Linked DNA regions of Mus musculus: regions 1 and 2 are each linked to region 3. The links are chromatin loops, found by intact Hi-C in ENCODE. Cell type or tissue: heart. All regions are shown on one strand.

Region 1 (5,000 bases), 85 kb after region 3:
TTTTCAGCAGGATTGCTTGGACTTGAGTCTTTCGTGTTTTTATATGAATTTTAGGGTGATTGTTTTCCTATTTCTGTGAGGAATGTCATTGGTATTTTGATGGGGATTGCATTGAATCTATAGATTACTTTCAGTAACATTTCCATTTCACAGTATCTATCAATTCTGCCAATCCATGAGCATGACACGCCTTTCCATTTTCTAGTTCCCTCACTTCCTTTCGTCAGGGTTTTGTATCTGGTAATTTGTTATTGGTGGTGTCTTTCAGCTTGTTGGTTAGACTTATTCCTAGATGGTGGTAGTTGTTGAGGCTGTGATGAAATGTTCTTAATTCCATTCTCAGGAAGTCCATCATGGCCTGAATAAAAACTACATATTTTTAATATGGCTGCTTTGCTAAATTTGTGTATTAGTTCCAAGCGCCTTTTGGTGGGGGCTTTGGGGGCTTCGTATATAATTGTGTAGTCTGAAAATGGGGTAGCTAATCTCAGCCATTCTGCTCTTTTTTTCTAGTCAGATCCAGGGACTAATGACCTTTCTTCCCAGTAATTTACTTTGGCTAGTGATTAAGAGCAGAAATGGTATGCGTGTCCCCGTCCCTCCCGTTTCTGATGCTTGTTCCGGTTGGAGGTGTGGACATCTAAGGTGCAGTCAGGGATGCTGAGCCACGCGGAGGCTCACTGTCTGGAGAGGCAGCTTCGACAATGCTGGGCTTGGCTTGAGGGAGGAGGATATGAGATGTGGAGGGTTTTGCTGCAGCAGGGCCTGGCCTTCATGACACACACAGCTTTTAGTGATATTAAAGGAGGAGACACAAAGGACTGTGTGCAAGCTGTGCACTAGGGAGTGTGCAGCAGTACTCAGGCACAGCCTGTGTATCACTGGGGCACCCTCAGCAGCCCGCCTTTCCTCTTGGCCCTTAGTTAGCATTCCATGGTACAACTCAATCCGTCCCCAGCCCGACAAATGTCAGCCCAGTGCCTGGGCTTCTCCGAAACGACCTGCAAGGGAACTGGGGAAGCTTGCTCTCAGTGAGTTCACATTGCCTCCATTTTTTTTGTTTCTGACAAGGCACCTTTTCTGTAAGCTGCACCAGATGCTGGCCTGCAAGTCTCCAGCGCCTCTGGTTGAGCCTCTGCAGAGAATTGATTCTTCCCTCCCTGCCAGCTCTGGTGCGCTGTTTCCTAACTGGCTTCCCAGGCGCAGGCTACAGTGAAGTCTTGGAAGCTGGAAGCCCATTTCAGGCTCTTGCAGTGCGATTTGATCTGCTTCTGGGCTTTTTCTTTGGTGACTTGGTTTCCCCATTTTTCTGGTTTGCTAAGTCACCTCTCTACCATTTCTCTGTTACCCCTAATTAAGGTGCTCTTGTCTATGACCCCTCCTTTATTCCTTTGCATTTATGGTTTTTTTTTAAGTTTTTGTTTATTTTTATTTTTTGTGTGTGATTGTTTGCCTAACTTTACATCAGTGTACCTTGTGTATGCAGTGCCCTCAGGCTAGAAGAGGTCACCTGGTCCCCTGGGACTAGAGTTAGTGACAGTTGTGAGCCACCATGTTTGTTTCCTTTCAGAAGTTTATTTCCCTTCATAGTTCAATTGAGCCAGGTGTAGTGGCGAATACCTTTAGTTCCAGCACTTGGGAGGCAGAGCCAGGCAGATCTCTGTGAGTTCGAGGAGCTTCGAACTGGTCTATAGAGTGAGTTCTAGAACAGCTGTTCCAAAGCTACTATACAGAGAAACCCTGTCTCAAGGGAAAATAATTCAGTTGAGATAAATACTCAGTTTGACATTCCTAATTCATCGGAATAGAGCAAATCCTTAAGTCATTTATTTTATGTTGTTTTGAGTTTTGGTTCTATCTAATTTTGAACATACTTGTTCCTATAGAATCGGCTAAATTACTAAAGATATGTCCCTGATAAGGAGGGGTTGGTGAAAGCCGGCAGGGACAGAACATCTTTTATTGTTCACTGATGATAGTGGTCTTTCCTAACTCCTGTGCTACTTACTGCTCTAAGCCTCAGCGAGGCTCTGGTCTGCGTGGCTCATCAGCTTTTAGAATAAAGGGACGGTGTTTCTGTGAGCAGCTCTATCTAGAGCTCGCCTGGCCCAGCCCAGCCCATGTCACCTTGCGTGTCACCTTGTCCCCTGTGCCTGCACTCAGCCTCATGGCTTTTGTTTGCCTCAAATGGAGTCTGAGGCTAAGCTCAAAGGGCATGCATTTTTGTTTATGACTAAGGGCTGATCTCTGAAGTTATCAGACATTCCTCACATTCCATATGTCTAACTTTTAGTGCTTGGCGGATCTGGTGCTATGCCAGAAGAAAACACAGGCTAGCGAGGAGGAGGAAACACCACAGTGGAGAAATCCAGCCATATGTTTACCTAGCAAAGCACGCGTGCAGTATGGAATGGATTTGTAGCATGTCAATGCCATTCCTTAGGCTGCTTAGCAGCATTGCTCACTTTTCTGATATTTGAGTCTTGAAATTCCAATCTAGGAGCTTTAGAAAAACCCGTGATTCTTTCCATCTGTGTGCATGTTGTTCTCAGGGCCAGCGCTCGGTGCTGTAGTACAATAGCAAAGGCTAGTGGTATTGTGGGAGTGACTCTGTGTGACGGATGGGCGTCATCAGTACAGATGTGGTCCACAGAGTCAGACACACTGAGTGCTGAAGGAGGAGCGCCACCTTTTGTTTGTCTTCCCAACCCTGCGGGAGAAGGGACTGTGCAGAGGGAAAATGGCATCAGCGAGTCAAGCACGGAGGGGTCTGTGACAGACAGCACACTCGCATTGGTCCACACTGCTAAGGAAATAAACAGCTGGTAAACTCTAGTGACCCCTTGCTTATATAGCAAGTCAACTGAAGATGCAAGTCCAGAAGCACTCATGCAAACCATCACATGGCCAGTCTGTCACTAAAACGTGTTGCGGAACCTCCAGTCTGCCTTGGCCAAATATTACATATACTACAAAGACATCAAATTGGATTCTAATGTCGATAACTTAAATGCAGATTTTAAAAATATTTCAATCAGAAATTTAAATAAAAGTCTGAATTTTTTTTTTTTTGCCCTTTTTTTCTGGCATTCATCAGGATTTAGGGAAAGTAAATAAGAAAGTTCCCTCATCTTATATAAAATATCTGTGTAGACATTCTGTAGAATCTGGCTGTAATTGAATTATATCTAAATTAAAAAGCCTTTAGCCAGTGTTCCTAAGAAACCCAGCAATGTTTATGGATGCAGATGTCCCTTCCCTACGTGCCCACACCCTGGCACAATACGCCTGCACACACAGTACGCCTGTACAGGCAGTATGCCTGCACACACAGCAAGCCTGCACACACAGCACGCCTGCTTCTGGCTGTGCTTTCCCTCCAGCGTGAGCAGCTGCAGGTGTGTAGAAGCTGCCGGACTCGTTTACCTTCTCAAAGCTTCCTTTGGAAGAGTCAGACTGGACTTAATTGTCTGGGAATCTGCTGTGATGCCTTCGTGGCCTTCAGTGCTGGGTGCCTATATGAAATGAGAGGTATCTGCGGGATGCAGGAAGAGCACTGACTGCAGTTCCATGGGGACCAGTTAGGTGACGTCCTGTCAGTGAATGATCATGCTTCACTAACTAGCTAGATATCTGATATATCTCAGCACTCCTTCCTGAAAAGCTTCACGGCCATGGCAACCCAAAACTTTCTCCGGTCCAGCACCTTGTTCCCATCACTCACCCACACAGTTTATGCGTGTGTGTAGCTGTGTGACAGGTGCCACCCTTCTGAGTTCACCTTTATAAACCTACATCGGACAACATACCAGTCCGTATCTAACCTAGAGCTTATCCAAGGCTACTTGATACGGCGTTGTTTGAGGATGATTAAAATTCCCATCAGCACCAGGCTGTACTGCAAAGTCCAGTCTGTGATCTCACGGTGAAGGAAGTAATATGACAAGTGAAAGGTCAACCCCAGTGTGTTGCTGATGTACAACACAGGCTCCAGGGAAGGTCTAGAGAGACAGCTACTTGTTGTAGAAGGTACTTCTGAAGAGAAGAGCGTGGGAACTGAGTATCTGCTACAATGATGCAGTGTTTAACAAAGAAGGTGCAGTCTTGTAATTTCCTGGTAACATTGCAGTATTTTGGTTTGTTTGTTTGTTTGTTTGTTTGTTTGTTTTGTTGACTATGTAGTCCTGGCTGTTCTGGAACTCACTCTGTAAACCATGCTAGCCTCAAACTCCCGGAGCTCTGCCTGCTTCTGCCTCCCGAGTGCTGGGAGTCAAGGCGTGGGACACCGTCCCTGGTTCCTGTTGACATTTTGCAGAACAAGATCTAAAAAACTGTGTTCAAGAGACCACAGCTGCTGTGTGGAGAAGGGAGCACAGAGGGACTAAACCTTGGTCGCAGTTCCGGAGCAGACACGCCAGTGGCTTTGATTCCAGAGAGTCAGCCTATAGGGCTTTGATGGACTCAGTAACTGGCTGTTGGAGGAGGAAGCATCCCGGCCTGAGTGTCTGAGTTCCTGCTGCTGCTGCCGTTTTCTAAGATCAGATTGTGTGTGGGGACAGATGGAGGTGAGGGATGGAACTTTGGAGGGGGCATCACGGGTTGCAGTCTGTGTGAGTTAGGTTTGCTGTGGTCGTAGGTGGTCCTGTAGCACTGTCAGGTGGAAACAGCTGGCTGGAAATCACGTGTCCACTTGTTGTTTTCCCTTCAGGTCTGTCTGTCAAGCACCTCACATCTTGCTAGGTGCCTGGCATACAAAGATGAAAAACCAGTAGAACGTCTGTGGACTGAACAAACCGAGAAATGCAAACACAGTGAAAATATTTGAATGGGAAAAAGATTTTCCAAGCTTATAAAATGTCTCTAATTGGTGTCATCCCAGAGACGAGGAAGGCACTTAAGTTAATTTTAAAGATGAAATCTTAAAGGACAAACACGCTGAAAAGGAGAACCGGGCAGAAGATGGGCATTGGAAGGAGAGAGGATGCTGGCGCTGGCGCCTC
Region 2 (5,000 bases), 150 kb after region 3:
AGCTGCTACAGAAACTTGAAGAAACTACTAAGTTAACTACTTCCTTGTACTCGCAACTTCAAAGGTAAGCTAGCTATGTTCTTCAAGGGAACTGTTTCCCACAGCGTCCAGGCACGGCCTGGTCCTCTTTAGTTGGTTTTTAGCTGCTTAAAAGTGAACAAGTCAGTTACCCTCACTCAATTAATGTCTGAAGTACCAAATGCAGAAGTACATTTTCCCCTCCAAAATCCTTGTTTATATTTAGGATGCATTTTGAAATACCCCACAGAAAGAGGGTTGACTTTATCTGTCACTCAAGACTTGAGAAAATACCTTATCACAGCCGTTATCCCACCTGTTACCGACGAGCTGGAAGGTCCCTGTGAAATCGCTGATGTGACTTTCTGGCACGGCTTAGCATGTCACCCTGGCATTCCTGGTGAGCTGGGGCTCGGTGGCCTTCATAGGAAGCCTTTCTCCTTAGCGACAGAAGCTGCCCTGTATGAAGTATGAAGTGGCTGTGGATGACTCTGCAAGGCATTTGATTTTTTTTTTAAATTTAAATTTTGCAAAAGGTGCATCATTGGTAGTGGGAACGATAATCTTACTGTGAAGCCTTGGCTCGGCCTGAACTGGATATGTAGACCAGGCTGAACTTGACCTCAGAGGTCCACCTGGTTCTGAATCCTGAGTGTTGGGATTAAAGGTGTACACCGCTTTACCCGCTTGGATCATTAAATTTTTAAAAGACTAGTTAATGTATGTATGTATTTTTGAGACAGAGACTCTCTGTGTAGCTATCCTAGAGCTGGCTATGTGGACTAGGCTATCCTTGAACTCAGATATCTGTCTGCCTCTGAAGTTCTAGGATTAAAGGCGTGCGCCACCACTCCTGGTAGCTGTGATTGATGAGGTGTATGTGGAGAGCCAGGTTGGTGACAGTAGTGAGTGGGTAGGGAAGTCTGTGTTCCAGTAGAGACGTCCTCTGCCTGGGCTGTGGGAGCCACCGGGGCCTGTAGCTGTGTTTGTTGTGGAACGCAGAGTTTACAGTGTGTTGTTCTCCTGTTTCCAGCCTCTCCTCCAGCACACTGTCCATGTCATCTGGGAGCAGTCTAGGGTCCCTGGCCTCCAGTCGGGGCTCTCTGAACACCTCCAGCAGGGGGTCACTCAACTCCCTCAGTTCCAGTGAACTCTATTACAGCAGCCAGGGCGACCAGATGGACACAGACTATCAGTATAAACTGGACTTCCTTCTTCAAGAGAAGGGTGGCTACATTCCTTCCGGACCCATCACCACCATCCACGAAAATGAGGTGGTCAAGTCCCCCAGCCAGCCCGGCCAGAGTGGGCTCTGTGGGGTGGGAGTGACAGCCAGCAGCCACACAACCCCACTGACGGAGGCCTCCAAGTCAGTGGCATCCCTGTCCTCCAGGTCCTCTCTCTCCTCCTTGTCGCCTCCCGGCTCTCCTCTTGTCCTGGACAGCGTATTTCCAGGGTCCTCCCATGACACCTCTCCACACCAGTTCCCTACCGACTTTGAGGACTGCGAGCTGAGTCGCCGCTTTGCTGACGTTGGCCTTGGTGAAAACCAGGCCTTGCTGGATTCAGACTCGGGAGGAGCATCCCAACCTCTCCTTGAGGATAAAGGCCTGAGCGATTGCCCTGGGGAGCTGCTGTGTGAGGGCGCAACAGGTAAGTGCAGACCCTCGCTTTGCCACCACCCCCAAGCCATTTTAGGAAGGATTGCACTGCTCTTCTTCATATAAAGAAAGTATACGGTCCTCTTTCTCCCCGGTGTCCTTTAAGGAGTATTTATTCTATACTTGGACTTTTTTTCCTTTGTCAAATATAAATTGCTTTTCCAGATAGGGGGATATATTTAGCTCAGTGGTACTGGGGTGTCAAACCCAGGGCCTTGCACATGCTAGGCATCCTGTCTACCACGAGGAGGTGGTGCAGTCTATGAACTATGAAGATCAGTTCAGATCCTCATCAGCAACAGAAAAGCAACTGCAACAACTCACTCCTGTCTTCCCAGGTAGGGAGGCAGAGGTGTGTGTGTTGTGGGGGCACCCCAGGCCTTCCTGGCCAAGCCAGACAGATCTGCAGAGCTCCCACACACTCGATGAGACTCCCCAAAAGTAAGGTGGAGAGTTACTGAAGACACCCGGTGTCAACTGCCAACCTAGACATACAAGCACACATGTTTACAGACTGTGCATACAGACACATCCGTGTACATACTCAAAACATACTGCCTTCCTCTTTACTAGACTCCGCTGCTCTGTGGTCCAGGGCTGCTCTGTGGGAGGGAGATGCCTACGATGGGTTTTGTCAGCAGGCCACCCTTCCACCTGGATCCTGGTTCAGAAACAGCAAAGAGGCGAGGGCGTTCTCTTTCAAATCGACCCGAAACAGATGAAAACAAAGTCATTTAGCATATTTGCTAATTAACACGAAGGTTCAGTGTGTAGCTTGCTCGGGGAATTCTATATAAACACAGGTTTTGGTGTGTGCCAGCCTCCTCTTCTGCCCAAGTTCCTTAGCAGCTGCAACTCAGTGTCCAGCGTTGCTCTGCCACCTGCTGGCGGCTCTCACCACTGCAGCTCTGGAGGAGATGGGCAGAGCAGGGCCTTCCTCACTGTATGCTGTGTTCTGTTGATGGTCCGCTCTGTTGGTCTTGAGGCAAGCGAACTCTCTGCTCCTGCAGGCAGTCCTGTGCAGTCAGTGTGCTTTGGCCTCTGTAGAACCTGGTCCTTGCTGGTTTAAGAAGATTTTTTTTTCCTTTGTATGCACAAGTGTTGGAATCCTATGTATTAATTGATTGGCCGGTTGTCATCTTTAAAGATGCATACAGCTTGGCGTAGGGCTTTCTGACACTGACTGCTGGAGTTCTGTGTTCTCATTAGTGTCCTGGGATGGAGGAAACCTTTTTATAATTTGCATGCCCTCTTTCAGAGAGGTGCCAACACTACAGTTTAAATGCCTATATAAAGTAAAAGACCACACACACACACACACACTTGCATGTAAACACATGGGAGAGGTGTCCATAGCGGCTCTCACATCAGAGAACCACTGTGGGGCCTCCCGGGGGCCTGTGTAAGACGTGCAGTGGACGCCTCACTGTGCCTGTGCCTACACTCTTCACTATACTCAGGGCTGTTTTGGCGAGCATGCTCCCCTGTCTTCAAGACCCGTTCCTCCTCTGCAGTCACCCTCACAGAATTCAAGGGGTTAACGCCAAGGGAGCCTGCCTGGCACACACACACACTCAGTGCGTGGAAATCATGCACACAGGTGCACGGCACTGCCCATACAGCGCTGCAGGTTGGGCACAAAAGAAAAAGCCCAGCGCTCTGTGGATATGCCGTCCTTCTTGCCTTTTTTGCCTTTCAGGCCCTGACACTCTCTGAGTATCTTCAACTGATTTTTGCACTTTTTATATTTGGAATATTCTCTAGTCAACATTTCTCAATATCCTGTCACCATGGAGAACCCAGTACCTGAGGGGAGATGCTGAGACTTGGGGAGAGTCCCGAGAACTTCAGCCCAAGGTCCCTCACAGTGATCCTGAGTCCCCAGTTGAGTGGCAGAGTGCTTGCCTGCAACACCTGTCGCCCTGGGTTCCATCTTGTACCCCAAGACTTGAAGAAGTGCACATGAGGGCTTTGTTTGAGGTTTGCTTCCCATTCCCTGTCTGAAAACAGCAGAAGGCATGCTGTCCAAGCATCCAGGCTAACATCAGAGCACCAGTGCATGGCCTATTCGAGGAGCAGCGTCCCACCTCTTAAAGGGAGGGTGCGCTTGGAAGGACCCTTTTTCTGAGGACCTATGCCATGAAGCTGAGTCCCTGTTTGCTTCTCTGCACCAATCCCTGCTGAATGACAGAAACCAAGGTGGCATAACCATGAAGTCTTCCCACAGTCAGTCTCTGTCATTGTCAGAGTCAGTTTTCAGTCTGCCTCCGTTATTCCTGCGGGGAATCAATAAATCATGCCGCCACCTCAGCCCTCACACAAGGGGGTGGCAAAGGGAAGGCACTTCATCATCAAGGAAAAAGCATCCCCACCGCAGAAACGAGAGAGAATGCAGCAGTCAATCCTGCAATCTGAAACCTTAAAACTTAAACATCTTAACGGATGTAAAGTCACGACTCAGAGGGGGGCCGGGACGCACGCCACTGGCCCCTAGGCTCACTCACTGGAGGATGAAAGTCACTCCTCGGGCTTGCAGCTTATTACAGTATAGAGCGGGCTTTAAATGCGTGCTCCTTGCACCCTGCAGGATGCTGGTGTATGAATATGAGTTTAGAGATAAAAGCTCTAAGTGGTAGCTGCTGCTAAAGATTCAGTAGCACCAAGAAAAAAAAAAGAAAAGAAAAGTTGTTTTGTTTTTTAGTGATATTGCTAGCTGGTGAGAATTCCTCTAAGTCAAAGATGTTTTCTCTTTCGTTTCTGATAGAAGAGTAACGCGGATGGAGCAGTCAGTGTAGAGAGCAAACTCTTTCATAGCTGCAGTAGTTGAAGAAAGAGTAGCACCAGTGCTTGGTGGGAGCCACGCTCACTTTCCAGTGTTGGAGTGGCTGATGAAAGCCCAAGCAGAGAAGCTGGGAGAGTGGGAATTCTATATCCCTTGCCTTAAAGTAATGTAGGGCAAAGACCCGTGAGATGGTCAGGGGGTTAAGGCAGCTGCACCCCAGACTGACGGACAGTCTGAATTTCATCCCCAGGGCCCACATGATGGCAGGAGTTCTCCTCTGACCTCCACGAGTGCATCATACACACGCATGCGCACACTTGCTTACATAAACATGCCTTCTATTGGTATCTAATAGTGGTGGGCCTGGAGAGCTGCTGCCTCAGTGGTTAAGAGCAGTCGATGCTCTCGCAGAGAACTGGAATTCAGTTCCCAGAATCCACATGGTGGCCACAACCGCCAGTAACTCCCGACTATCCACCCACTGCCACCATGGGTACTGCATGCACATGGTGTATTTCTATAAATGCCGGCAAAGCACG
Region 3 (5,000 bases):
TTACTGCTATACCAGCCTAGCTTGCTTGCAAAGTTCCAGGTCCTTTCCATCTCCTGCATGCAGCTTTTTACTCAGGTGCTGGGGGTCCAAGTTCAGGCAGTTGTGGCACGTGCTTTCACCCCGAGGTCCTTCGCTTGTGCTTGTTTGAACGACTAAGACACTGGGTTCACTTTGAGTATAGTGCGTTTGTTAGACGCCTGTGGGTTTCTTTGCTCCTAATTCTCCTTCCAGTTCTCCTGCTAAATCATCGAGGCAGTGGGGACGTGGGGGGATGGCGTCTGGGGGGGTGGCATCCCTCCCTTCTATTTTCCACTTACTTTAAAGTTGTAGGTTTACTTTCATTCATTTAGGAGCTACCCTTAAATGGTCACGATGTGTCTGTGACCTACAACAGAAAGTCAGTAAACATCCTGACCCCATTCCCAGATATGGCCAGGATGTAAGAATATATTTTAAAGCCATCATAATGTATGTCCTCCTTACCATCATCACCATCACCACCACTATCATCATCATTACCATCATTATGGACGGTCCTCTTCACATTTAATTCAAACACTCTTCTTTACTTTTTGTTGTTGCTGTTGTTGGTTTGTTTTGTTTTGTTTTGTTTTGTTTGTAACTTGGTCTTTCCGAGTGAGTATAGTTTTCTTCTCCAGGGAGAAGTGATTTTCTTGGTGATGGTATCTTTGGCTGTTAAAAGCTAAAGTGTAGAAATGTGATTGGTAATTGGTATACCAATTACCAATGGTGTACCGATGGTACACACACTTAGTTCCAGCACTGGGGAGGCAGAGGCAGGTGGATCTCTGTGAGTTCCAGGCCAGCCTGGTCTAGAAAGAATTCCAGGACAATTGAACTATGTAGAGAGACTCTGCCCTAAAGGAAAAAAAAAAAAAAAAAAAAAAAAAAAAGGAGGAAAGAAGGAGGGAGAAAGGAAGAAAGGAAAATGACCACAGTGAGTGCTGGTTTGTATATGCTTGGCCCAGGGCGTGGCACTATTAGAAGGTGTGGCCCTGTTGGAGTAGGTGTGTCACTGTGTGTATGGGCTTTAAGACCTACATCCTAGCTGCTTGGAAGCCAGTATTCCACTAGCAGCCTTCAGATGAAGATGTAGAACTCTCAGCTCCTCTTGCACCATGCCTGCCTGGATGCTGCCATGCTCCTTCCTGCCTTGATGATAATGGGCTGAACCTCTGAACCTGTAAGCCAGCCCCAGTTAAATAGTGTCCTTTATAAGTGCTGCCTTGGTCATGGTGTCTGTTCACAGCAGTAAAACACTAACCAAGACACCCACCGTAGTTTCTATAGAAGACAAGTTGACGCTGGCATGTCTATATCAAAATCATAATTGCACAATTGCACACACCCTTTGTCTGAGCCACCCGCCAAAAACTCTGGAGATTTCTGGGAAGGTAACACGATCCACGGCATGATTAGTCCTGACGGTTGTTCATTTTGCTTGCAAGTAAAAACATTTTGCCCTTGAAGCAAACAGAACTCCGGTTTCCTCTTCTACTTATTTACATTTTAATTTTATGTGTATAAGTGTTTTGCTTACATGTTTATTGCACGAGAATGCCTGGTACCCAGGGAAGCTGGGAAGGGGTGTTGGATCCCCTAGAACTGGAGGTACAGAAGGCTGTGAGCCTCCATGTGGGTGCTGGGAATTGAACCTATGTCCTCTGGAAGAGCAGTCAGTGCTCTTAACCATTGAGCCATCTCTCCAGCCCTGCAAACGGAATTCTGAATCTGTGAAGTCCCTCTTGGTTTCTGTGGTTGTGCTTGTGGCCTCTTTGGAGTTTTATAACCACCATTGCCTGGCAATGTTCTGCACTCGCATCCCATTTTAAGCGCATTGAAGAAAAAAAATCATGTTATTTAAAGTGCATGATAAATTACTCTGTGGAGTAGCAAATACTTTTTGATTAGAAACAAAACAGCCTTCGATTTATCTGCTTTTCAGCTGCAGAAAATGGCCATGGTGAAGTAGCCCACAGTTCCAAAGCTTTTAAGCTATTTGTTCAAATTCAAAATAAATTCTTCCTAAAAACAGTTTTATTAGTAATGATTATATTTGCAAACACCCCTAAGAAGGCTGATTCAATCCACAGTGAGTTGAAGTGATTTGAATATTTATGATAAAAGTAGTAAGAAGCAACATTTATTATTTCTAGAAAATTGAAAATGGAGGAGACGGGTCGGTCCTTTTTCCTCTATGTCTGCGCCTCATTAAAAAAAAAAATGAGTGGGAGACACACAAAGAGCTAGGTACAAAGACAAAGAAGGAGATTTGGGGAGAACGCTATCTGGAGCCTTCTGAGGACTTTAGAAGTTCGCAAAAGAAAATTTTTTTTAAATTTATCTGAAGGAATGCTGGACAACATAACACTCGTGCTTTAAAGTCGTGGTTAGTGTCACCGATGGTTCAAGAAAGGAATCTCCGAAAGAAGAAGCTGAACTGGGGAGGAGCCCAAGGATGGAGAGAGAAAGCTCAGAAGATCTTACGGGTTCCAAGAACGCAACTGTGTGGAATTAAACAGACTTAATTTCGAACAGTAAAACAAAGAAAGGTCGAAGGGATCCATACCTGTCCCCCAGAGTGATTGTCACATCCCCCTGGCCTTCCTAGAAATTCAATAAGAGTTCACTACCCAGAGTAGAACCCAGCCGAACTCTAGGTAGGATGCTCCAGCGTGTTTGGGGGGCAGATGTTAGTTACCCATTTTGACCACCAGGTGGCAGCAGCAACTCATGGCCCCTTGGTTGTCCCAACAAAAACCTGGGCATGCGGAAGTAGCTACATGTAGCTCAGAACATAAAGATTCATATGGCTTTTCTCTAATCAGGTGAAGTACGGCTGAAGCAATCTCGTTAACAGAATTCTGTTTCCAATGTAGTCTCTGCATATTGCCCCCCAAACACATTTCTACAATGAAGCTAAGCACACATGGAATCGGGTCGATCAGCTCCTTAACTAACCTGATAACCTCTATTTGATCTCCCAGGCCTCCATGGCGGACAGACCCAACTTCTGAAAGCTGTCCTCTGACCTCCACAAACGCTGTGTGTGTACACATGTACACACACGCACACCCGTGAACACACAAATACATATGTACAAATTTTTTATTAAAAAAAAAAAAACACATGTGCCGGGCAGTGGTCGCGCACGCCTTTAATCCCAGCACTCAGGAGGCAGAGGCAGGCAGATTTCTGAGTTCGAGGCCAGCCTGGTCTACAAAGTGAGTTCCAGGACAGTCAGGGCTACACAGAGAAACCCTGTCTCAAAAAGCCAAAAACAAAAAACAAACAAACAAACAAAAAAACATGCAATGGGTAATCTGTCAACAGTTTTGATGGTCGACGTTCAGGAACAACTATGGCTACACCATGACACCTTTTTAATTGTAGCCTTGAATTGACCTATTTCCCCAAATACAATTATTAGATGTTTCATTTTTTCAGGCTTAGTCATATATGGATATGCCTCTGGGTATAAATTTTTTTTTAAATCATGTAAAAATGATTAAAAACTATATTTACAGCTCCCAAAGGAGCCCTTTCTCAAAAACCTTCCTCCTAGTCCATGCTGAGAGATGGCACCAAAATAGCTTGAAAGTTGAAAGTAAATAATCAGAAAGTAAAACAAATTGTTCTTCTCCTCTTTTTTTTTTTTTTTTTTTTTTTTTTCGGTTTTTCAAGACAGGGTTTCTCTGTGTATCCTGGAACTCACTCTGTAGACCAGGCTGGCCTCGAACTCAGAAATCTGCCTGCCTCTGCCTCCTAAGTGCTGGGATTAAAGGCACGCACCACTGCTGCCTGGTAAAACAAATAGGTTTTTTTTTTTTCTTTTTCTTTTTCTTTTGAGACAGGGTTTCTCTGTGTAGCCCTGGCTGTCCTGGAACTCACTTTGTAGACCAGGCTGACCTCGAACTCAGAAATTCTCCTGCCTCTGCCTCCTGAGTGCTAGGATTAAAGGCGTGCGTTCTTAAGACTTGTTAATGGAGACTGACAGAAGCCATGAGAAAGACAAGAAACCTGGGAAATAGACTGTGGTTTTCTCTGTTGTAGTCTGGGGGATCAAACACATGGCCTCACACAGGACTAGGCTCCAACACCTGAGCCCTGCGTGTGTGGCTTTTTTTTTTTTTTTTTAAGACAGAATATTGACATTCAGGCCCAGGTCATTGGCCGTACAGAACTTGCATTTGATTGCAGTGGATGAAGTCTTACACTTCTGCTGGTTTCCAGAGTGATCCTTGACATGAACCATTAGAAACCGCTGGAGAGGGTATGGCAGCCTCGAAGTTCTAAGCCAAGGTGTATAAGGGTTGAAGACATCCAAATGACTGAGCTAACTCCACAGTCATTGTGTAACAGGGACTAAGAATGCATGGAGGTAAGATCTGTCTCTGGGCAGGACATGGTGACAAATGCTTTTAATGCCTGCACTCAGCGCGCAGAAGCAGGCAGATCTTTGTGAGCTCAAAACCAGCCTGGTCTCTATCGTGAGTTCCAGGCTAGCCAGGGCTACCAAGTGAGACCCAGCCTCAAAACAAAACTGTGGAAAAATAGCTGACTTAGTTTGGGTTTTATTGCTGTAAAGAGACACCATGACCCCAGCAACTTTTATAAGGAAACATTTCACTGGGGCTGGCTTACAGTTCAGAGGTTCCGTCATGGTTATCTTCATGGCAGGGGGGCATGTCAGCACACAGGCAGACATGGTGCTGGCTGGCGAGGTAGCTGGGAGTTCTGCATCTGGATGGGCAGGCAGCAGGAAAAGACAGTGAACTTCTGAAACTTCAAAGCTCACCCCCAGTGACAACACACCTACTCCAGCAAGGCCATGCCCACTCCAGCAAGGCCACGCCTACTCCAGCAAGGCCATTCACCCTAATCCTTTCCAATCACGCCATTCCTTATGAGTCATTTTCATTCGAACGCACCACAATAGCATTTGTGCAGAAACTCAGAATTGCCTTCATTTTATTTCC

What was found. A loop is a pair of places that touch in the nucleus more often than their neighbours do. Peaks named below come from ENCODE experiments on the same cell type or tissue, not always from the same donor. Only the 100,000 strongest peaks of a DNase experiment are listed, where the experiment ranks them.
Region 1: it touches region 3 in a loop (4-fold over the local background); 6 of 42 quality-filtered maps call a loop at or near these places.
Region 2: a loop joins it to region 3, with 5 times the contacts of the local background. A loop is called at or near these places in 37 of 42 quality-filtered maps.

Annotation. Positions count from the first base shown.
Region 1 is chr8:47,929,864-47,934,863 of GRCm38, reverse strand. The region is part of intron 1 of Wwc2 (WW, C2 and coiled-coil domain containing 2); the gene reads left to right. Among named protein-coding and RNA genes, the nearest start is that of Gm39173, 17 kb to the left of the region's middle. In heart, a CTCF peak has its summit at 2,694; a DNase peak (open chromatin) is centred at 2,653; H3K4me3 peaks cover 867 bases; H3K27ac peaks cover 3,800 bases.
Region 2 is chr8:47,864,843-47,869,842 of GRCm38, reverse strand. It overlaps Wwc2 (WW, C2 and coiled-coil domain containing 2), which reads left to right. Exons shown (of 23, transcript NM_133791.5): 10 at 1-64; 11 at 1,052-1,671. Among named protein-coding and RNA genes, the nearest start is that of Cldn22, 43 kb to the right of the region's middle. In heart, a CTCF peak has its summit at 2,565 (motif pointing left); a DNase peak (open chromatin) is centred at 2,572.
Region 3 is chr8:48,014,452-48,019,451 of GRCm38, reverse strand. No RefSeq gene overlaps it. Among named protein-coding and RNA genes, the nearest start is that of Gm32052, 7.4 kb to the right of the region's middle. In heart, no CTCF peak of the experiment used is centred here; a DNase peak (open chromatin) is centred at 2,721.